Regions from separate parts of the Homo sapiens genome. Here all the other regions are linked to region 1. Evidence: chromatin contacts called from ENCODE Hi-C or POLR2A ChIA-PET data. All regions are on one chromosome and are shown on one strand. The core of a region is the stretch at or near the end of the contact, and the rest is flanking DNA. Distances in the headings are between cores, read along the strand shown. Region 1 has its middle 110 kb from the start of GUCA2B. Region 2 overlaps HIVEP3 (HIVEP zinc finger 3). Region 3 overlaps HIVEP3 (HIVEP zinc finger 3). Region 4 overlaps HIVEP3 (HIVEP zinc finger 3).

Region 1 (3,572 bases), core at 756-3,255:
GGATAACTTCTCTGTGAAGTATACTAACAAAATGTTAATTGAGAAAAGCTGAAAATAGTTTTAGTTTACTCAATATCACATGGTAGAAGAAAATTTTGCATGAGAAAACACTGAAGAGGCATATATATATATATATATATATATATTTTTTTTTTTTTTTTTTGAGACAGGGTCTTACTCTGTTGCCCAGGCTGGTGTGCAGTGGTGCATCTTGGCTCACTGCAACCTCCGCCTCCTGGGTTCAAGTGATTCTTGTGCCTCAGCCTCCCGAGTAGCTGGGATAACAGGCGCCTGCCACCTTACCCGGCTAATTTTTGTATTTTTAGTAGAGAAGGGGTTTCACCATGCTGGCCAGGCTGGTTGTGAACTCCTGGCCTCAAGTGATCCACCCACCTAGGCCTCCCGAAGTGCTGGGATTACAGGCTGAGCCACTGCGCCTGGCCTAAAGAGGTAATTTTTAAATCCAGATTTCACAAACTCTTTGTGCAAAATGGGTCCCACAGCTTCCTTCATTATAACTGCTCTTCACTGCTTGTTAGCGGCCTGTGAAAATTTGATTGAATTAATTCAAACGTTGCTAACAAAACGAGTCCTATTCACCCATGCTGTTCTGCCCGCTGTGGCCAGACCCATCACAGCCGCTCACTGACTGGCTCTTCAGGTCACTGTAGGTGGTCAAGCCCATGCCTCGCATCCCGACTGCTGTACGCCCCATTGCTAGCCCCTGTTGTCAAATTCAGGAATAGTTCTATGTATCTGTGCCACATGCTGACCCTGTCTCTGGAGGTAGCTGCCACTGCTTCTTCCCGAGTAGCAAACTCAACATCTGCTTTGCCGGTCACTCTTCCATCTGGGCCCATCTCAATGTGGACTCTCACCAGGTTGGAAGGAGAGAAGAGGTTGTAAATGTCGCTCTTGGTCGCTTTGCATGGCAGCCCCTCATGCAGAGGCAGTGGCCGGTGGTGCTATGCCCTGTGAACTCACTGTCGCCATATTTGTGGTCATACATTCCGGAGAGACAGTAGCTGAGGTTCCCCCACACCCCCCACCAAGCAGCTCCGTGGTGCAGAGGCCGCTATGCTCCTCGTGGCCCCGCATCCTGCGCCTGCCTGCTTCACGATGCCAGGGTAGCTCCCGGAAGCCCGGGCCAGTCACAGGGGTCCGGGGCAGCACGGATATGAGTCTCAGGGGGACCTGAGTCCGACCTAACTTCCTCCTGGCTGCTCTTGAACACCTCCATGTCTCTGTGCCCTGTCCTCTCCTTGGGCTTTCCGAGAGCCTCTCAGCTAACTCCTGCGAGGCCAACTCTTGGGATTTCCAACACTGAGAAGAACTGAATGATTTCTTCTTTGTGCATCCAGATGAGAGTCCTCAAAGTTCGAGCGCGAAGCCGTAGTTGGCGCTGCCCGCACTGTTGGGACCGCCGTGCTTCCTTCAACACCCAACTCACCTCGGTTCTGTGGGACTTGAACACCGCAATGCGCCAGTGTCCCATGCTTTCCCGGTCTTTTTCCAGGGCCATTTTTACGTCCTCTTCTGATCCAAGTTCAGCAAAAGCCTCACCACTCTGCCTACCCCTCTCCGGTGTAGATGGAACTCGCCTGAGCCCAATGGGGCATGGTGCAGTTGGAGAGGACGTCCTGCGCATCCTCGACAGATCAGGGCCAGGGCGGGCCATGGAGCCTGACCACAAAGCCCTCCCCTCCCTCAGGGCCCAGCAGCATGGACTCTTGATGGGGTGGGTGTCAGGTGAGTGGGGTGTGGCTTTTTTGTGGCACAGAGTCGGGCAGAACTGGTTTCTGTTGCTATCAAGCAAGCATGGCTGGCAGCCAAGGGTCCCCAAATTCCACTGAAGCGCGACCACGCAGAGGGCTCCGGGGAATGTCCAGGTGCTTCTTTTTGTTCTCAACCTGCATCAGAAGTCCACCTGGCCTGGGGCGAATGCCTTCCGTGAGGTCTGAAGGCCCCGGCCTGATATGCGCGTGTTTGGCTGGAAGCAGCGAATCCAGGCCCTGGGACCAGGTGACGGTGTTCCCACGGCCTCCTCCTGGCACTCCAGCAGCCTCCTTAGATGTTATCCGTATTACTTTTATCTATGAAAAATGGAGGCCCAGAGAGATTGTTACTGTTAGAACTGTTTATGTTATAGACAGAAAACTAAATTCCAACAACAAAGGGAATTGATTGGTTCACATAACTGAAGCGTATAGAGGTCTATCAGCTTCAGGTGTTGTTTGATCCAGTTGTTCACTGCCCAGCAGTATAACCAACGTTCTGCTTCTTTTCCCATTCTGCTTTCCTCAGTATTCCTTCACTGCCTGGCAATCTCATCTCTATCCAAGTGGTCACATTATCATGGATTTATCATCAATCTATCATTGGTAGGATCTACTACAGGCAGAGGAATCTTTTCTTTGCCAGAAGCCGTTTGCAAGTGTGTTTCAAATCCCTTTGCTCTGATTGGGTTTCATGACTGCCTTTAAACTAACTTCTGTAGCCAGGTGGATGGGATAGAAACAATGGCTTTAAGACAATCAGGCCCAACTCCTGGAGTCTGGGGTCAGGTGAACAACCTTAATACCATATAGGTTAGAATGGAGAAAAAGTGGTTTCCCAAATTTTTTGGGGGGTGGGGGTTCCAATGGTGGGAGAATAAAGAAATGGATACTGGGAAGGCTGACAGCAGGTGTCCAAGGGCAATGACTTATCCAAGGTCAAGCTGCTGGTCATGGATAAGCTGTGACTGAAATCCAGCTCTCCTCACTCAACGTTTGCAGATGGATGGTTATATAATTCCACTTAAGGTACGTGTTTCACAATAGCCATCCAAACAGAACCATGGATTTGCTTGCTTACATTCTGTTTATTCTTCAAATATGTACAAAAATATGTACAAAAACACACTTTGTCATTTAGTCACAGTGATGAAGACAATTGTCTGAGTTAATTAATTTTGAATCTCATTAAAGCATGAAGGCTTTCAGGAGAAATTCAGATTTTAGAGAATGAGAGCTATCATTTAAATAAGTGTCCGCCAGTCTTACCAGGGTCTTGGCAGTGTTCTGGAATGTATTTCAGAACAGGAATAAATTTTTTTGATAGCCTATATGAGATGCCTCCAGCCTGGATTTTCATCTCTCTGGTCAAAAGATTTGTTAATGTCCTGTATTGGGATCCTTTCTCTTACTCACGAATTATGGAGGCAGAGAAACAGAAAAGAAGGCATAGCCCTCCAGGAACTCCATGTTTGGTGGGAGAGGCAGATAACAAAGCAGGTAGGTGAAATACCATGACAGTGAGTGGGTGGGAAACTCAGGTGCCTTGAGAACACAGAGGAAGGCAGAATGTTGGGATCAGGGAAGAGCCAGGGAAGGCTTTCTCAAGTGGGCTGGATGGGAGCAGGGAGGGCTTCTACAGAGGGGACTCATGAGTATTGAGGCATGAAACCTCATAGGTTATGTGAAACCTCAAATAATTCAGAAGGGCAGAGATGTAAGGGCAAGGTAAGGAGTAGGGCGAGAAGGTGCAGATAGGCAGCCTGGAACAGAGTAATGGAGGGTCTTGGGGCTTGT
Region 2 (3,572 bases), core at 532-3,031, 420 kb after region 1:
GCTTGAAACATGGAGATGGAGATTCCTAGACGTGCAAATTCAGGATGCCTAAAAGCAGGGAGTGGCCAGCCATGCCTAGGTGCTCACTGCAGCCTAATCTGAGCAGCCTCTCTGGGGCTACCTCTGCGAATTTCCTATTTTGGAGCTGCTCTACCGGGGCTGGTTGGGGTTGGGGGACTGAGGCCCAGGTGTCTGGGTGTTTATTCCATATGGCTCCAAAAATATAGCATTCGGACAGCCTCCCAGCTGACCTCCCTGGAGCCCTGGCTCTCCCTCTGCTGAGCCTACATATGCCACCAAACTCATCCCTTCCCCCACTCCTAACACCCATACCAGTCAGGTGACACCCCAGCCACCATCACCATCCTCATCCATCCTCAAAGAGGTAGGTCATCCTTACCTTCGGCCCTACTTAGACATAAGGGGCCAAGCACCATTCTGGGTGACAAAGCACAAAACACCTGCCTCTTGGAGTTACATTCTGGTAGGGAAATAGACAAACATATCGTCACTACACACACATGCACACTCTCTATAGACTGTATATTTTGTGAGATCTTAAAAACATAAGTGTATGTAAAATAAATGTAAATATATTATCTTCTTAAGTAACATACATAGTATGTGACAAGGTGGCAGTCAGGAAAGGAATAGGGGGCACGGGGCTGGCAGGTTGTCAAGGTTTTGAAATCAGGCAGTCAGGACGGGTGGAGAGTAAAGACCTGAGGGAGGCGAGGAGCAAGTGCTGGGGGTATCAGAAAAGAGTATTCCAGGCGGAGGCAAGATCAGCCTGCTGGGAACAGCAAGGAAGCTGGTGTGGCTGGAGGAGTGGGGGTGGGGGCACAGGAGCAGAGGAGGCTGGAAGGGAGAGGCAGGCACAACATCCAGAAGCCCTGGGAGGCCTGAGCAGAGGAGTGGGCTGTCCTGCCGAAGGAGGCTGTGGAGGCTGCCCTGGAGGGGGCGGGGGCAGCAGCCCGAGGCCAGCTAGGAGGCAGTGATGTGACAGATCAGGAGGTGATAGAGTCACACACCAGGGTGGCAACTGCGGGGGCCATGGGAAGGGGTCTGATTCCAGCTCCATTTTGAGGTCAAGCCAACATGATTTGCTGACAGATGGGACGTGAGGTATAAGAGAAAGAGTTCTGAGAGGGGAGCCAGGCTGACACATCTGTTCAGTCTTCTCTCAGACTAGTCAACTTCTTCAAGCCTCAGTTTCCTCATCTGGAAAATGGGCCAGGTGGATAGATAACTTCCAAGGTCCCTTTTGTCTTGGGAAACTCATCCTTGAGCTCAGGTCACTGGGGCCTGGGGTGGTCAGGGAAGGCTTTGAACAAGTGAGTAGAACTCGGGCTTAAGAAAGGACTTAGACCAGACACCACCGAAAGGGAAAGAACGGGACAGGGGCACCCAGGCAAAGGGTTGCAAGGCCTATGAGTGGTGCCCGAGGATGGCAGGCAGACGCTGCTGTCAGAGCACTGGGCCTCGGTAGGAGGCTGCCAGGAGCCACAAGGATGGGCACACCAGCTCCTCAACACTACGCCCTTTGGAATAAACCAGCAGGTTCAGGGCCCGAGCACATTTTGCAAACACTGAGGCCCTCAATTTTCAGCATTTTCAGATGGACATGCTTAGGCAGGAAGGAACAAGGCTTGGCTCCTGGCCTGGGGAGAGTTAACCTCCTGGCCCGGCATTGCATAACCGCAGAGTCTGCTGAGCGCAAGGAGACTCTTCTGTGTGGCAGCCAGAGTGGCAAGCCTGGTGGCTCCGGGCTCTGGCACCATCCCGCAGCGGAACAAACAGCCCTCCCTTCCCAGATAATGGCCCTCATTGAGCATTGTGTCCATGGCCAGCACCCAGCACAGGGCAGCTCAGCCTGGGTAAGTTTCCTCTCTTGGCTGCTTAGCAAAATATTTACACTACGCCTTTCTAGTAAGATGGTTCCTAGGAACCAGCAGGCAGAGAGAGCTGGGGAAATGCACCCACCAGTGACCCTGGTCTCAGCTTAGGGAAATGCTGCCACACACCCAATGACATGTGAGCCTGGTGCGGTCATTGCCCTCCAGGGCTCTTTTGTAAAAGAAGACACTGAACTAAAAGATGCTTAGAAGCCTGTCCAGTTCCAAAGCCATTGGCATCTTCTCTAATTAAAGAGTGAACTCCAGTTTCTTATGATGTGGGAGTAGAATTTGGCTGGTCTTTAATATCTCACAAAGGGTCTCTTTCTCAGGAAGGCATGTGTGTGATTTGGGAGAGGTGAAGATGAGAAGTCTGAATCCTACCTACTTGGTTCTCTCCCGTGCATCATGGATGTCAGGAAACACTGTTGATATCTCCTGTGCACTGTCAATGTCCCTCTCTGTGTGTCTTTGAATGGGGAGCAAGGGGCATAAGCCAGATCACCCCAGGCGGTGCCGCACTTTAAGAGGTATCTGGACCAGCCCTCAGGAGCATGCAGCCCTTGTCAGAGGAACTTTTGAAGAAACTGGGTAACAGAATACTTGAGAGACAGACTTGCTGTCCTCAACCACCCCAGGGGTTGTCTGGAGAAAAAGGGTCAGAGATGTTCTGTGTGGTCCTCGGGACAGAATCAAAACCAGTGAGTGAAAATGACATGGCTCATTATTAGGACGATGGCCCAAACAATAGGCCCCATAGGTATTTTAACCAAAAACACACACATTGATCCATGTTTCCACTTCTGGAAATCCGGCCTATGGAACAATGAATGCATCAGTCTGTAAAGATATGTGTATAAAGGATGTTTATGGCAAAATTCTAGTAGGAAAACTTACAAAAAATATACAAACTTAACAGTAAATTTAAAGGTATTCCATCCAAACCATGGTCCATCATTCAGCTGTAACAAGATTGAGACAGATCCTGTCTCTGTTTGGAAAGGCAGTACGGTAGAGTGGTTAGGAGCACAGGGTCTGAAGACAGACAGCCAGGGTTCAAATCCGGATCCCACCACTTACAAACTGTGTTGCTTGACCCTCTGGCCATTCACACTCCTCTTTGGTAAAGTAGGGATTGCAATAGTGCCTGTCCTTTAAGCTTGTTAGGAGCAGTAACTGAGTTAATTATGTGAGGTGCTTATAACTGTGCCTGGTACAGGATAACTGCTCACAACCTATTGGCCTGTAGCCTAGAAAGACTGTCCATGAGGAAGGCCGAGTGCTGAGGAATGTACATAGGATGATACCATTTTTAGAAAAACAAAAATTGAGCAGGTGCAGTAGCACAAGCCTGTAATCTGAGATACTCAAGATGCTAAGGCGGGAGGATCATTTGAGGCCAGGAATTTGAGACCAGCCTGGGCAACATAGTGAGACTCCATCTCAAAAAAAAAAAAAAAAGGCTCCCCATCTTCCCCACTTCCTATACCCTGTTTGAAAAAAAAAAAAAAAGTAATTGCTATTGCCTCAGGCAGTGAGTGGCCTCCTGAGAGCAGCCTCTAAGGAAGGCTGGAGTCTCAAATGGGAGCTTGGGTCAGTGTCCTTGGCAGTCCCTTCAACCCGGAGACTCTGAGACTCTGTGCGTCCCTCTTAGAAATCTCAAAGTACATCCTACCC
Region 3 (3,572 bases), core at 758-3,257, 400 kb after region 1:
CTAAGAGTGGACCTGCCAGGGTTGGGGGTGGCTCTGAGGGTTGACCCAGAGCTGCAGGTCCTCTTGCCGTAGCAACTGGCTCCTGTCACCCCCTGTAAGCAGTGTTGGGCCCCACAGGGCCTGCTCTGGTTCACCGACTCGAAACCAGAGCCCACATATAGGTGGTGACAATGTAAATAACTGATGCAATGGAAACTTTCTATGGAAAAAGGTACCCACTCAAACAGCCACAAAGTCCAAAAAAAGGAAGAACACCACAGCAGACCAAGTGGGCCCTGTGGCACACAATTTCCTTTGGCACAGCCTTTCTGTCTGGCTGAATCTCTGAACTGGTGGAGGTGGGGATGGGGTGGAAGATGGGGTAGCACTGGGCAGGAGTGGGGCAGGTTGAGATCTAGACCAGAAGCCTGGCTGGGTCCCCGGAGGACCCTGGGTCACCAGGCTTCCCCTCTTAGCTAAGGGGGCAGCTGTCGTGTGGGCAGAAAGCAATTCTGCCTCCAAAAACACACACCTGTTATCACAGTCTTCCTAGTAGGCATGAATTACTCCCTGCCCCTGTCCTACTGTGGGCCAGTGGTGGAGGTTCTGTAGTCCCCGGGATCTCCCGAGGCCTCCACCTGCTTTGCTGTGAATAAGTTGCAGCAATCTTGTTATGGGATCTGGTATCTTCTTATTTTAGAAGATGAAATAATCATAAACATAAGTAAAGCTAAAAGATCAGAAGTAACCAGAAGAGGAAGAGGGAGAAGGTGGATTTTTCTGGGAAGCCAACCGTACCATTTTGTTCTTACCCCAGCCCAGGGCGTGCACTCTTGCTCTTGTTTCAGAGGTGAGGAAACAGACTCACAGGTGGTCAAGGACTCGAAGAAGGCCACACAGTGTCTAAGACCAGTAATGTCCAGTTTTATTTAATGCCAGAGCCTTGGGCCCTCCTGCAGTGCAAGGCTGTCCACATCTCTCTGTTTTCAAAGCCTCAGTTTCCTCAGTTGTCAGATGGTGATGATGGAGCCTGACCGTAGCATTAGTATGACTGTGAAAAAATGCAGGGACAGCCTTTGCACGTGGAAGACACTCAACAAATGTTGGGTTCTTCCTCTACCTCTGGCTTCTGTGTCTACAACCCGGGGAGATTTAGAAGCCTTCTTGCGGGGAAGCAGCTCAGGTTTTGGGCTCCCTGGGAGAAAGGGCCAGAACCACTGATTTTCTTATCTATCTTCCCTGCTAGATCCATCACAGCCTGAGACATGGACAAGGTCTTCTTCACCTTTGCACCCTGGGGTCTAGCCCAGTGATGGAGAGTGTCTTGTCCAAGGTCACTTAGCTGGGTGCAGCTGGACCTCAAATGTGGGGCTGCCTCATGGGATTTCTATTGCACCCAGAGAGGGAACACGGTGTCTTCTCTGCTCCCCTGTGTAGAGTGCCTAGTTCCAGGGGGCTTTCTGTGACAGAGGGCTGCGAGGTGTGGCCTGATATAGCAGGAAGCGACCTCACTGCTCCTCCCACACCTACCTTCCCCCGCCCCCCAACCCCCGCCCCAGCAGCTCTCAGAACCTTCATCTCCAAGTGCAGCTCCTCCAGTCTCGTCTGTTCCTCCTCCCGCCACTCCGGTATTCTCCTCGACTCCTGGGCTGGGTGCTCCCCATATACACCAGCAACACCTCCCTTCCTTGTCCCTGCAGTGCCTGAAAACCATGAACTTTTCTTCTGCCAAATCCCAGTGTAGAGTTTATGAGACAGTATATTCCTACCTGCCACTAAATGGAATATGTTATCTTGTACTTGAAGTTCTTCTTTTTTGCTCCTTCATACAATGGAAAGTATCACCATTCTCTATTTTTAAATGCCCTGTCTTTCCTGGAAAACATTTCTGGGTATCCTCAAAGCAGGTCTTGTCGCTATCAATGACTGGGCTCCATTGCCTGTCTCTCTGCCCACTCTCCTTGTTGGGGACGCCTCACTCATCCGTGAGTCAGCTACCATGTGAGAGAGAAGCCTCTTGTCTGGAGAACACAGCTGGGGACCGGGAAGGTTCCCAAGGCAGCCTCCAGGCTGTCAGCTGCATGTCACAGCATTCTCAGACTAGAGCGCACTCCGCTGAAACAAAGGTGAGCCCCTCAGGAAAGTGAGAGCCGGAAGGCTGACCACAGAGAGGGAGGTGGGTCACAGAGCCAACCCCAAACCCCAAAACAGAAGCCAGAAGGAGGAGAGATTGACAGAGGGAGAGAGACTTGGAAGGTGTCCCACCATAACTGAAGAAGGGCACAGGCATTTATTGAGTGCCTTTTGTATACTGGGTTCATACTCATTTCACATACACTTTGTCGCATCTGATCCACGTGGCAAACCCAGGGAGGGGGTGAGAGTCTTCACTTCTGACTCATGAGGAAAGTGAGCTAGTAATGGATGAAACCAGGGTCTGAACCCATGTCTTTCTGATGATGTTAAGGCCAACTCGCTATGCTATACCATGCTACTTCTGTGGTGCTGGGTAAATGAGGCATGCCAGTAATTCTCTCTCTTCCCCTCCCATCCACCCCTTTGCCAGTATCCCAGCATGAACCACCAGGATTATTCCATATGATTCTGCCATGTGTGACCCATGTCTTAGATTTTCATGTTTTCTTATTGATCACAGACCACAATAACAAATAAAACTGAAAATAGAAAGATTCATCCCACAATTCCCTGCCCCACACAGATCAAATTTGACTTTCCATGTGCCGGCCCCTTCTGCAGACGTTCCGTTCAGAGTGGAGGGAAGGGCCACGTGTCAGGAGGGTGTCAGGAGGGTGGCAGGGGCCTCAGGGCCAGCCTTCTTCTCCACTTTCTTTAGGATCAGTGTGTGAGGCCCAGTGCCAGAGTCCAAAGCCCCCCTGCCTCCCTGCCAGCCCTTGGAAAACAGCTGTTATGACCCAGTGAGGCTGGCCCCTGCCAGGCATCCAGGATTTTTCTTTAACCCTTTGTCAGCTGCAGTGATGCCAACCCCCAGTGCCCAGACCGGATGCGGCCCCTACCAGCTGCTGGCAAAGGCCTTGCTTTGATGTGTTGGTGGAGAGTGGAGAGCAAGGGCCCTCCCTCCTCATGATTTTGGGTGGGGCCAGCAGAGGAGCTGGCCCTGGTCCTTCCTGCCCTGGGTGGGTGCCACCTTGCAGATGGGCCCCTCTACCCCTAGTAGCCCCCTCCCTGTTCAACTGTTTTCTAAAAAGAAGACACTTTTATATCAGTTTCTCAATTTTTATTATGGTAAAATACACATAACATAATTTACCATCTTAATCATTTTTAAATGTACAGTTTAGTGTTATTAAATACATTCAAAAAGTTATGCACCCATCACCACCATCCATCTCTTCTTTTCTCTTTCTTTCTTTCTTCCTTTTCTTCCTTACTTCCTTCCTTTCTTTCTTTTCTTTCTTTCTCTCTCTCTCCCTTTCTTTCTTTCCTTTTTCTTTCTTTCTCTCTCTCTCCCTTTCTTTCTTTCTTTCCTTTTCCTTTCTTTCTCTCTCCTTCCTTCCTTCCTCTTTCTTTCTTTCTTTCTTTCTTTCTCTCTCTTTCTTTATTTCTCTGTCTCT
Region 4 (3,572 bases), core at 698-3,197, 260 kb after region 1:
GTCAGGAACCCTACCACCAGGGCCTGGAGAGCCACCTGAACTACACTGGGACACTGAGTTTCTGCACTACTACAAGAGAAAAGCAAGTTCTACTCTCTTGCCTTGTCAAATGGGGCCACTCAGGAGGTACCTTGTACTGCTGGGGCAGAGCAGATGCCATCCACTCAAACGCCAGGAAATGACAAGCACCCCCTCTGCTTGTCCCCTCTTCCTTCGTTCATTACCGAAGATAAGGAGAAAATCAACTTTTCGGTCAATGAAGTGCGTGCAACTAATGGCATCATCTGCTGTCTTTGAGCCTTTGCTGTGTTTACCAGAACAACACCCCCAGGAGGACAGGGATTTGGTTGGTTGTGCACAGTGACTGGCACATAGTTGCTGCCAAGAACCCCCGCCGATTGAATAGATTTGTTGAAAGTGTGACGTTGCAAGCTCCACCACACCATGCGTGAAGCACGCGGTAATCTGATGCATACCACTATTCTGGGGCCACATGATACCTTTTACCAAGATTCCATTAGCAACATCTGCGCTCTTCCCAGAGGGCAAGGAGCTGGGTGGACTACTGTGCGGATTAAATGCATGACACACGTGGGATGTAGGAAAGCGCCTGATACTAAGAAGCCCCCAGCAGATGTTTGCTTTTAGAATTGGCAGCTACTGTTCCCATTTGAGAGATGATGACAGGCTTGGTGAGGTCTAACCGATGAACTGCCTTGACTTTTAACCCAAAGCTCTTTCCTCTGCACACACGGAAAGCGAATGCATGTGAACTGTTATATGCAGTTTTAGCTTAATCAGATCAGGGTGTGAACCTCCCCAGTGGGGTGTTAGGCTATATAATAGTTAAATACCGTGGACCAGGGACTTGGCTTCACTGGGTGGTGGGTTTGGGGGTTTGAAAGAGGGCCTGTGCCTCTGTTGGTCTGCCCCATGAGGCCTGGAGCTGGAGGGTCAAGAGAGCCCTGGGCACACAGCCGTGATTCTGAAAGCTGACAAATGCCCAGTGTTCCTGCAGACAGGCTGAAGAGATGGGGCTGCGTGGCCGGAACAGCTGGGTGGAGGCTGGTGGCAGGAGGCAGTGTGAGTCCCCGCTTTGTTCCTGGGTAGTCACGGGGACAATCAGAAGCATAGAGAAGCCCCTTTCCTTTCCCTCTGGGCTGCAGCCCAGCATTTGGAGCTTCCTGCTTGCCAGCCAAGGAGAGCCTCTGGGAGAGCCCCAGATCAGGCTCTGCACCCAGGTTGGCAGGCGACCAGCACCCTAGGCTGCCCAGCTGAAGCCAGGACCTCTTTTCTCCCACGGCCCTCCTGTTGACTCGGGGAGTAACCCAGGGGAAGAGAACCTGAACCAGGAGTCCAAGTCCTGGGCTGAAGTCCAGTGTAACTGCTCATGTCTGTGGCTCTGGGCAGGTTGCTTAACCTCTCCTCCCTGGTCCCTCCCAGAGCTGTCATGGGAGCTCAGAGAAAGAGCTTAGTTCCCTGCCTGTCACCCACTACACTCACAGTGAAGATCTGCTGTAAGAGTGAAGGGAGGGAGGAATAGCAGGTGTTCCCTAAATATTTTGAAGCAGCTGAAGGGGTTTCCAGAAAGATGGCAGAGAGAGTGCCTGTTTTCAGAACTTCCTTCTCTGAAGCCTCCAGAATGAACAAGAGTCAGAAATGGAGAGGGAAACACCTTCTTTGCTGAAAGCAGACAACAGCTATGACCTCATACCCCCACCCCTGAAGACTATATCGTAAAACCAAGAAATCCAGGTAAAGTGAAGTGGGGGGCTAAAAGCCAACACCCACCTGAATGGGTGTCACAGGCTGGTCTGCAGCCTCATCTTCACCTGCATAAGGACAAAGGGCCACCTTTCATAAGCAGACAGACCCAAAGACAGACCGAGATGTCCCACGGCCACTGGTGGAAAGAGATTATCTCAAGGACCCAGTCAGCCTGACCCTGCCCCCAGAGCATATGCACACACCCCACTGCCCAAAACACTGGCTCAAGCGTGGACAAGGCCAGTGGTGCCTGGCACAGAGGGCATGCTCAGGGAACGTCTCTGCCTCTGAATTCAAACCTGTCTCAAGAGAAGGCTCTTTCTTTTTTCTTCATGGACATGTGGCCAGTGTTTAAGTTCTGGGCCCAGTCATCAATGAGAAGAACAGGTTTCTTGCCTTTGTAAACTCTAGGGTCCACAAGATTTTCTTTTATGGACTGCACGGGCAGGGCCTGCTTGGCAGCCTCTTTCCTTTTGTTCACGTTCTGACTGAGGGCTTTGTTTAAATGCCAAGGAGCTCATCCCTTTTATTATTGTTATTTCAGCTGCAGGAAACCCAAATCTTTATAGATTTCCCCTTGCAGTGGATCTTCTGTGATCTATTCTTCACTGACAGTGGACACATAAAAATGGATGTGGAGGCACATAACTGTGTCCACATGTAACTGCACATAACTGACTAGGCAGAATGCTGGGCTGTTGGGTTGTCTGCAGAGTAGGATGCTGGCCTTTTTGTGGGTGTGATGTCAGGAGCTTATTTTGCCATACAGTGAATCCATGAAATCATGGACTCTCCATGTTGGAAGCTCAGGTATCAAAACCACTCCTTCTGGCTGGGTGCGGTGGCTCATGCCTGTAATCCCTGCACTTTGGGAGGTGGACCACATGAGGATCAGGAGTTTAAGACCAGCCTGGCCAACATGGTGAAACCCCATCTCTACTAAAAATAAAAAATTAGCCAGGCATGGTGGTGAGCACCTGTAGTCCCAGCTACTTGGGAGGCTGAGGCAGGAGAATCGTTTGAACCCAGGAGGTGGAGGTTGCAGTGAGCCGAGATCGCGCCACTGCACTCCAGCCTGGGCGACAGAGTAAGACTCCATCTCAAAAAAACAAAAAAACAAAAACACAAACAAACAAACAAAAAACACTCCTTCCATCCTCTTAGAGCCTTGAGGTGATCTGAAAGAAGAATGCAAGGCTGTTTTTGGCAACTCAGGAGTTTTGTTTAGATTCTGAAGCCAACAGCTCTGCTAGAAAGAACAGCATAGTGTCTGAAGTCCCTCTTAAGGGAGTATATTGCCATTCAAATTTATATGCTCCGCAGAAATGTCTTCTTCCACAAAGACTAAGAGGAGAGACTTTTGATGTTTGTCTTGTATCCAGAATATGATGGACGAATGGATGGAGGGAGGGAGGGAGTTTGTTTCAAAATATTCATGTTTCAACACCAGAAAACAGAATGTGATGTGGCTATTCAGTTTACCAAAAATAGTAAATAAGGATACTTGTGGCTGGGTGCGGTGGGTCACGCCTGTAATTCCAGCACTTTGGGAGACCGAGGAGGGAGGATTGCTTGAGCCCAGGATTTCAAGACCAGCCTGGGCAACATCGTGAAACCCCATCTCAACAAAAAATACAAAAAGAAAAAATTAGCCAGTTGTGGTGGCACATGCCTGTAGTCCCAGCTACTTAGGAAGCTGAGGTGGGAGGATCACTTGAGTCCAGGAGATCGAGGCTGCAGTGAGCCAAGGTCATGCCACTGCACTCCAGCCTAGTGACAGAGTGAGGCCCAGTCTCAAAAAATAA

What was found. Hi-C counts contacts between places; a loop is a spot of excess contacts on that map. ChIA-PET counts read pairs that join two places held with the same protein, here RNA polymerase II (POLR2A). Pooled maps may share reads with other maps.
Region 2: a loop to region 1 is called in a map of gastrocnemius medialis, with 2.4 times the contacts of the local background. The contact joins two enhancer-like sites. A Hi-C loop is called at or near these places in 1 of 168 maps with a recorded cell type or tissue (gastrocnemius medialis) and 5 of 50 pooled maps. POLR2A ChIA-PET finds 5 or more read pairs at or near these places in 2 of 52 experiments (BJ and endothelial cell of umbilical vein).
Region 3: a pooled map shows a loop between it and region 1 (4-fold over the local background). The contact joins two enhancer-like sites. A Hi-C loop is called at or near these places in 9 of 50 pooled maps. POLR2A ChIA-PET finds 5 or more read pairs at or near these places in 2 of 52 experiments (BJ and activated T-cell).
Region 4: a loop to region 1 is called in a map of dorsolateral prefrontal cortex, with 2.4 times the contacts of the local background. The contact joins two enhancer-like sites. A Hi-C loop is called at or near these places in 1 of 168 maps with a recorded cell type or tissue (dorsolateral prefrontal cortex) and 2 of 50 pooled maps. POLR2A ChIA-PET finds 5 or more read pairs at or near these places in 2 of 52 experiments (AG04450 and BJ).

Annotation. Positions count from the first base shown.
Region 1 is chr1:42,038,749-42,042,320 of GRCh38, reverse strand. It overlaps the pseudogene HNRNPFP1. Among named protein-coding and RNA genes, the nearest start is that of GUCA2B, 110 kb to the left of the region's middle. Within about 2 kb of position 2,005, at least 2 of the 41 ENCODE cell types and tissues checked have a DNase peak (open chromatin) inside an H3K27ac peak, as active enhancers do.
Region 2 is chr1:41,616,405-41,619,976 of GRCh38, reverse strand. All of the region lies in intron 3 of HIVEP3 (HIVEP zinc finger 3), which reads left to right. All of the region lies in intron 1 of LOC128125817, which reads left to right. Among named protein-coding and RNA genes, the nearest start is that of EDN2, 130 kb to the right of the region's middle. Within about 2 kb of position 1,781, at least 13 of the 41 ENCODE cell types and tissues checked have a DNase peak (open chromatin) inside an H3K27ac peak, as active enhancers do.
Region 3 is chr1:41,638,231-41,641,802 of GRCh38, reverse strand. The region is part of intron 2 of HIVEP3 (HIVEP zinc finger 3); the gene reads left to right. Among named protein-coding and RNA genes, the nearest start is that of EDN2, 160 kb to the right of the region's middle. Within about 2 kb of position 2,007, at least 2 of the 41 ENCODE cell types and tissues checked have a DNase peak (open chromatin) inside an H3K27ac peak, as active enhancers do.
Region 4 is chr1:41,774,806-41,778,377 of GRCh38, reverse strand. The region is part of intron 1 of HIVEP3 (HIVEP zinc finger 3); the gene reads left to right. Among named protein-coding and RNA genes, the nearest start is that of HIVEP3, 140 kb to the left of the region's middle. Within about 2 kb of position 1,947, at least 7 of the 41 ENCODE cell types and tissues checked have a DNase peak (open chromatin) inside an H3K27ac peak, as active enhancers do.